Linked DNA regions of Homo sapiens: region 1 is linked to region 2. A link is a contact called in ENCODE Hi-C data. All regions are on one chromosome and are shown on one strand. The core of a region is the stretch at or near the end of the contact, and the rest is flanking DNA. Distances in the headings are between cores, read along the strand shown.

Region 1 (3,824 bases), core at 66-2,565, 290 kb after region 2:
GTGAGAGAGCCTCGGAGAGTTTGTGGTGTGAAGCCCATGAGCTGCCACATTTCCTGTAAATATCTGACCACTTTAGACCCTTCAAATTAGACTCTACCTACCCATCTGTTCACACAGAATATCTTCCCATTGTCCAAGCAGTCATTTTAAATTAAACTAGGCAACTGGCTCTCTCAGTATTTTCAGGTAACTTAATTCCCCTATTTTGCTTTGCTTTCAATAAAAGCAAGCTCCATTTTTTGTCTTTTTTTCTATTATATTTATTGGAATCAGGCTTCACAAATAGCTTTTGATGTCATCTGTAGTTTTTAACAAAATAATAGTGCCATAGCATGATCTCCAGCCCCAAATGATTTTATATGAACACTTTGAGGAAATTAAAGAGAAAAAATAGGTATCGAGAGAAAAGCACATCCTATCACACAGTCAGGCACAGTTCAGTTGAGTTCCACGGGCTTTCAGGTGTGTGTGGGCATCTGCGGGATGGAGGAATAGAGGGGGAGGTAAGGCTTCCAGAAAAAGAGGAGGATCCACAATATCCCTATCTTGGCAACATTTCCAGGAGTCCTAATATGCTTTGGCCTGTTCCTTATTGCTGGGACATGCACAAACTAGAATCATTATTGTCAGCATCTGAGGACGTTTTAACTAATCCAGTTATTCTCCAGACAAATTAGAAGCTGCATGTTCTCATTTGGAAACTAGGATTTTGTAAGATACATGCAGGCCAAAGAGATGTCCAGGCAGGGTTTATAAGAGCCGGGCCTTCCCTGCTTGCTTCCTTGAGAAAATCTCCACCATTTGCTTCTCCATCTGAGCCCTGAGCTCACTCTCTTACCTCGGTGACGATGGACGAGCCAGGCGTCTCGTACACCCAGCCGTCCCGGCAGGGGCCCAGTGGCAGGCGGCTCCTGTTGGTGTCCAGGCTGGCCAGGGGGTCCACGCAGTCGAAGGTGCTCTGGTTCCAGTCCACCTCGTAGCGCCTACACTGTCTTGGGGAGGCTTCGCCCGCAGGTCCTGGGCCCGGCACCGTGTAGTTCAGTTCCTCTGCAGGACTCCAGCCGCAGCGCAGACTCAGCTCGGCCACTCCGGGGCTCCGGCAGCGGTGGTCAGGGGTGAAGCCCAGGAAGACGATGCCCACGTAGATGGGCGCGAAGGTAGCCGAGAGCAGAGCCAAGAGGAAAAACATTTGCTTCTGGAAAAAGTGAAACTCCCCTCCATGCTCCAGGACATCGTCCACGGTGGTGGGCATGATCCTGCAGGCAGGAGGGCCCGAGGCTGCCCGACGTGCCCGGAGCGAGGCTGAGAGCGGCTGCAGCCAGCTCAGCACAAACCCTGGCCAGAAGTCAAAGAGGGGAGTTTACCTCTGCAAGTGACCAGCCTTCAGGGCAGGGCCTTTCCTTGGTCCAGCTGACTTCAAAGGTGCACCCCTCCAGCGGGGGTGCATGTCCTTCTGCACTTCCCAAATGCCCTGAGCTCACTCCCAGGATGCCTGTCGTGTTTATTATAACTGGTTCTCCACAGGCTTGTCGGTGCTCCACGCCAGCAGCACAAACAACCCGCCCTCTGTGTCCCACCGCAGGGAATCTGAGTGCTGGCCCATATCACAGCCCAGTAATCTTCCCGTAGTGCCCCGAGCAGCCAGGAACTTAATATACTCCTATCTCATGCGCACCGCCAGCTTTTCTTCAAGGCCCTATGGAGAAAACACACGTGTTTGGCCACAAGGCCCAGCGTGATGTGAACCAGGATCCGTGTCAGAACCCTGGTCCAGATTCGAAGTGGGTTGCAAGCCTGACTGCTGGGCTCATTCTCCAACCAACAACAAGAGCCGTCGGGATGCATGCTGGGGCTGCTTGTTTTGATGTTGTCCAGATTTTATAACTCTGCTTTTAAAAAGTGTTTGCTCCAATCTGGTATTCCTGCGTTTCAACCCTGAAGTGTCCTTCCCCTTAACCCATCTGGAGGGAAAGAGGAAAGTGTTTACGTCGCAGACAGGTCAAGTGTAAATGCAGGCAGGTGTGTCCAAGCCACTATCTTTGTGTCCTAGATTTTTCTGTCAAGGTCTGTTGGGGCTCAGAAATCCATGCCCCAAGGTGGAGGCCTCAGAAGCAAAGTCTCTCTCTCTGACCTTCTCCTGCCCTCCTGTCTCTTCTCTCACCCATCATTCTCCCCCGGGGCAAGCCATAGAACTGAGAATCCTTCTTCCTCAAAGCAGCTCGTGGAAACCAGACTCTTTTCTCCCCAAAGCCAGCCAGAAAGCCTAGAAATACCACTGTAACTTCCCCGCTGCCTTTCTGTGTAACAGTGGGCCGTAAAGAAATCCAGACCCGCATTCCAGAGGAGTCTTGTCCCCGGTGCCTGGAGGAAGGAGTGCTGCACAGAGGGGCCAAGACGGATCTGAACAGACAGGCCTTGCTGGGTTTTCCCCTCAGCCTGCGAACATGGGCTGCTGCCCTTTTTGTCCAACTACAGTTCTATACTGCCATCCAGTTTTCCCTGTATCTGTGGGTCTTCATTCTGAATGAAGGCTCCTGTGTCATGTAAAACGTGATCAAATAAATTTGTCATGCTTTTCTCTTGTTAACCTGTCTTTTGTTATAGGGGTGTTGGCCGTGAGCCTTAGGATAAGGAAGAAAGGGATCACCCCTTTCTGCTCTCACACATCAGGGGCATCTCTTTAGGATGATGTTGTTGCATCTAAATGCAAGACAAACAGGAAATTTGTCTTTCCTGGTGGACAAAAGGATTCTTAATACATCGTGATCCTGCCAAGTAGAGAAGGTGGCCTGCTGACATATCTGCAAACTAAATACCAGAAAGTTAACCCGATTTTCCTTCTCCTTCTTTTTTCTATTGGATAGTCAGCAGGTGTAATAGCGTAGTCTAAAAGGAGCGACCCACGGGGTCTTTCTCCTTGCCGCAGCTGCAGGCTTCTTATTTTCTTAAAAAAGCAAAAAGCAGGGCGCCGGCAAGGACATCCATTGACCTCCACTGCGGCTGTGTTGGGCACACAGAGGCACTCTGCTTCGTGGTGCCCTGGGCTGCTGCCAGCCCCGTTTGCTCTGAGCTGAATGAGGGGGCTCAGTTCTGTTTAGGGACTTCCCATTCGCAGCCAGCATCGTGAGTGCATGAGCCGGAAGCCAAGGCTGCTCTGTCTGCACCTGTTCCCCGTCAAAGAGCTGTAGGAGGGCGAGTTAAAGAGTTAAAAAGTGACAGAGGTTGTCAAACTTTACTCTACCCCAAGGGCCAAGAGATGCTCCTGACTGCCTCTTACAAGAAATTTGCAGACACGTGCACTTGGGTTTGACTCACTTAACATGTCAAGACATCAGATCTTCACGTCATGAGCAAGGGGCACAAGGTAAGGGCCAGAAGAGCTTTGCTGGCCAATGGGAAACAATGTTGAAATTTGCTACAAATTACTTAGAGGGAACAATCAGATAAGGAGAAGTTCAGACCTCAGGTTGCTTACAGCAATGCGTTTACACAGTCATTCAACATTGTTCTGTGGATGCACGAGTCACAGCACAGCTGCCATAAAATCAATCCCATAAGGTGACAGACCCTACAGAGAAGCCACATGGGCAGTGAGCAACTCAGGGAAAGAAACCACAGAGAGGAGGGGTAGACACCCTACGGTTTGAGTCCAGGTATCTTGGGAAATTGTCACTTCTTTTATGGGGGTGCTTACATATTCAGAAGCATGACTGGAGTGTAATCTGATCATTTAATCCATATAACCTGGTAATATATTATAATTAATGTCAGAAGTATTTCTCAACCTCTTATCAGGTTTCTCTGCAATGTAAATAAATATTGCC
Region 2 (3,959 bases), core at 839-3,338:
AGCTGTTTTTTGACCTATGGTTACTGACCAATTTTCCATCTATAGACAACCTTATTTCAGCATTCCTAACTGCTTGAATATTTGTTGGATTCTCCTTGGATTTTCCTTTGAACCAGCTGTGACATGTTACCGGTTCTCACATTAATGAATGAGCTAAGGAATACCTTTGATACATGTTCATTCTACATCTGAGTCATGATTATACCATCTTTTAAATATTACCCTTTAGCATTTTTTATTGCATCACTTTAGAAAGCAGAAAATGCTAGTTTTTTAAAAATTGGTGATACTAGTTTTAATTACTTGATTAAGGTGGTTCTACCAGATCTTTCCATTGTGAAGAGGTATTTTGTGTTTTTTAAGGAAGTATACTTTGAAGGTGATACTTTGAGACAAAGAGAATATTCCGCTTCACAATAATTTTTCACCAGATGGTTTTAGTATTTACTGATGGTCTTTGCCTGTATCCATTATAACACTGGAGTTGCAAAACACAAACCCTTTTTCTTTTTTTTTTTTTTTGAGATGGAATCTCGCTCTGTTTCCCAGGCTGGAGTGCAGTGGCACGATCTCTGCTCACTGCAACCTCTGCCTCCTGGGTTCAAGCGATTCTCCTGCCTCAGCCTCCCGAGTAGCTGGGACTACAGGCGTGTGCCACCACGCCCGGTTAATTTTTTGTATTTTTAGTAGAGATGGGATTTCACTGTGTTAGCCAGGATGGTCTCGATCTCCTGACCTTGTGATCCGCCCGCCTTGGCCTCCCAAAGTGCTGGGTTTACAGTCGCGAGCCACCGCGCCCGGTCACCACAAACCCTTTTTCGACGTCCACAGTTTACACCTGAGCTCTCCCTTTGACCCACTACAACACTTTCTTTTCTTGGGCAATATATTAATAGCACGGTGGTTATGTCACAGGCCTGTGACTGGCTTGGGCTCAAACCCGGGCTTTTTCACTTACTAGCTGCAAGACTAACTAGTTATTTAATTTCTCCATTCCTCACTTTCCTTATCTGCAAAACGGATGCAATAAAGGCACCCCCTCTTACAGGACTGTTAGGATTAAATGAGCTAAATCACAGTGTCCGAACACTTCAGTACTTCGTACATAATTACTTGCTCAAGAAATGTTAGCTATTATTGGGTCATGATTATTTATATGTGTTTGAATTCCAGCTTTGCCACATCCCAGAGTGTCTTTGAGTAAGTCACTGAGTATCCTTGTGCCTCAATTCCTCATCTATAAGTAGGTTCCCATCTCATAGGTTTTTAAAGATTCATGCTTACATGCTTAGCAGTGTCTGGTATGGAATAAGCACTAAAAAAGATGAGCTTTTATGATGATGATGATTACTATTTTCAGTCATGATTATTTTGTATATTTACTCTAAAAGAAAGTGAATTTTTTTAGTTCAAGACTTTTAGATTCATCGTTCTACTTTCATTGTGGCTAGCTCATGGCCATCCACGTAGTGAATTAATAAAGCTTTGTTGAGTGGCACTTGCTTGACAGCGACACTTTTGTCCACTCTTTCACCTTGCTGGATTTGTGCTGCCTTCCTTGCTGTAGGAAGCCCACGCTTGGGAAATAACATTCCCACAGAAGGTCTGAGAGGCTCTGACGGGCCAAGGTTGTAAACCCCCATGATTTGACTCCACGGGCAGTTAAAGTGTGTTCCCACCCCCCACGGATCCGCTGCCACTAGGCTGTGCGAAGGCATTTACCTCCCTGGCACTTTGATCCAAGTTCCCTATTTTCCCCTACTGGTCGATCGAGGTTGGGAACAGTTGCTCTAACCTGGGAAGCACCCGCCACGATCCAGCAGGGCGCGGTGGGAGGGGAAACTGAGGCCCGGCTAGGCACCCCCGCCGCGCCCAGCCCGCCGAGAGGCTCAGGCCCCGGGAGGCACCTGGAGCCTGCGCCCCGCCCGCGCCGCTTCCTGTCCCGCGCGCTGCGCTCACGTGACCCGGGCCTGGGAGGAGCCGGGGCGGGCGGGGGTCACCTGAACAAGGGAGTCACGTGAGCGGGGGGCGGGGGTGGGGGGGCGGTGCCGGGCGGCTGTCACGTGACGCGGTTCCGGGGCCGCCGCTGCCGCTGTCGCTGTCGCCGAGCCCAGTCGAGCCGCGCTCACCTCGGGCTCCCGCTCCGTCTCCACCTCCGCCTTTGCCCTGGCGGCGCGACCCCGTCCCGGGCGCGGCCCCCAGCAGTCGCGCGCCGTTAGCCTCGCGCCCGCCGCGCAGTCCGGGCCCGGCGCGATGGGGGCCGCCGCCGGCCGGAGCCCCCACCTGGGGCCCGCGCCCGCCCGCCGCCCGCAGCGCTCTCTGCTCCTGCTGCAGCTGCTGCTGCTCGTCGCTGCCCCGGGGTCCACGCAGGCCCAGGCCGCCCCGTTCCCCGAGCTGTGCAGGTGGGTGGCCCGCCCGGACGCAGGCTCCGCTCGCGGTGCCCGGGGTGAGCGGCCGGCGTGGGGGGCGGGGAGCGCTCGAGGAGCTCCTGGGGTCTCCAAGTCGCCTCCGTTCCGCGCCGGGGTCCGCCCCGTTCCCGAGGGAAAGTTGCCTGCGTGGTGTCCGCGAGTCCCGCCGGGTCCCGTGCGCAGGCGGGGGGCGCGGGGGCACACGCGGTCGTGGCGGTCCTGGAGCCCCGCGTCCGGCCACTTGTGGCTGTCGCTGAGTCGGGGGTGGCTTTGTGCGGAGCGGTCGCCCCGGCCCTTGGGGTCGGCGCCTGCCCTCGCGCGGCCGGGCGTCCGGGAAAGTTGGAGGCAGGAACTCCAGTTTGCTTTGTTCCCGCTGCGCGTTTGCATCAGAGTTTCGCCAGCGGGGCACCGGTGAGGCCCCTCGGTGTGGAGAGGCTCACCGGGGCGTTGGAGCCCGCAGGAATGGTCCTGGAGTTGAGTGTTTGTGGTTTCATTTGCTGATTGATTTCCCCCCGTGGGCTCATTTTCTCTTTAAAGAATATATATATATATATATTTTTAGCAGGCGGTGACTTTTGTCTTCTTTAGATTGGGGGCAGGGGGTGTCGTCCAGTGTGAGCTTTCAAGACTTGACCCTTCACTTCTCTGAGCCCAACTTCCTGCCTGGTTGCTCACATGATGTCATTGTCTCCGGGGCGGATTATTCTAGTGGATCTTGCTCTGGGAACCATGATTGTATAACCCATCAGTCCCATCGAGGGCTGTTCACCTCGCGCAACTGCTAGCAGTCCAGGGCCTGGGGAACTTCGAATTTCAGGAATTTTCTGACCATCCTTTTCTGGACTGTTTAGGATGATGGAAAATTCAGCTTTTGTTTATTTTTTTAAACTTTGGTAAAAAGGAAGCAGGATGAAAAGTTTTGAACAGACAACAGTTTCTCCCTGTTACTGTTACTTTTACAAGTTACTTTTACAAGTTACTTTTCAGAGTGAAACAAAGTTGAGCCTACTTTGGGCTGAACTTGGAGTTTGTGGTAGGGTTTATGGGGGGGGTTCTTATTTTTCCCATGCATCAGAGATAGTTTTATTAGCACCCCTGTGTTCAGAACATGCAGAAATTAGTCTAAGGAGGGTGAGGCTGATCTCACGATAGAAACTCTTTGGAAAGGCCCATATTTTTTATGCTCCCTTTTTTGGAAGGGGAAGGGTGGATGGAGGGAGAGTTTGTGACACTAGTTTAAAGACCAGTTAGCTACCCTAAGATACATAGTTACTCCAGTAACTAGTATGATACAGAGAAATGGTGGCAGCTTAAACGAGGTCAGGCTGAGAACAACATTTAGAGGAAGGCATTTTGGAATAATGGCTTCTGTGACCAAAAATAAGAAATTAACTCGCCTGGGCGCGGTGGCTCATGCCCGGAATCCAGCACTTTGGAAGGCCGAGGTGGGCGGGTCACTTGAGTCCAGGAGTTGGAGGCCAGCTTCAGCAACATGGCGAAACCCCGTCTCTACAAAAAATATGAAAATTAGAGCCGGGCGCGGTGGCACAC

What was found. Hi-C counts contacts between places; a loop is a spot of excess contacts on that map. Pooled maps may share reads with other maps.
Region 1: a loop to region 2 is called in a map with no recorded cell type, with 2.2 times the contacts of the local background. The contact joins the promoter of SLC22A2 here to the promoter of IGF2R in region 2. A Hi-C loop is called at or near these places in 1 of 168 maps with a recorded cell type or tissue (gastrocnemius medialis), 1 of 37 single-sample maps with no recorded cell type and 1 of 50 pooled maps.

Annotation. Positions count from the first base shown.
Region 1 is chr6:160,257,506-160,261,329 of GRCh38, forward strand. It overlaps SLC22A2 (solute carrier family 22 member 2), which reads right to left and starts at 1,316. Exons shown (of 11, transcript NM_003058.4): 1 at 839-1,316. The coding sequence starts at 1,252.
Region 2 is chr6:159,966,994-159,970,952 of GRCh38, forward strand. It overlaps IGF2R (insulin like growth factor 2 receptor), which reads left to right and starts at 2,089. Exons shown (of 48, transcript NM_000876.4): 1 at 2,089-2,402. The coding sequence starts at 2,254. RefSeq lists silencers at 1,650-2,269, 2,280-2,559, 2,580-2,709.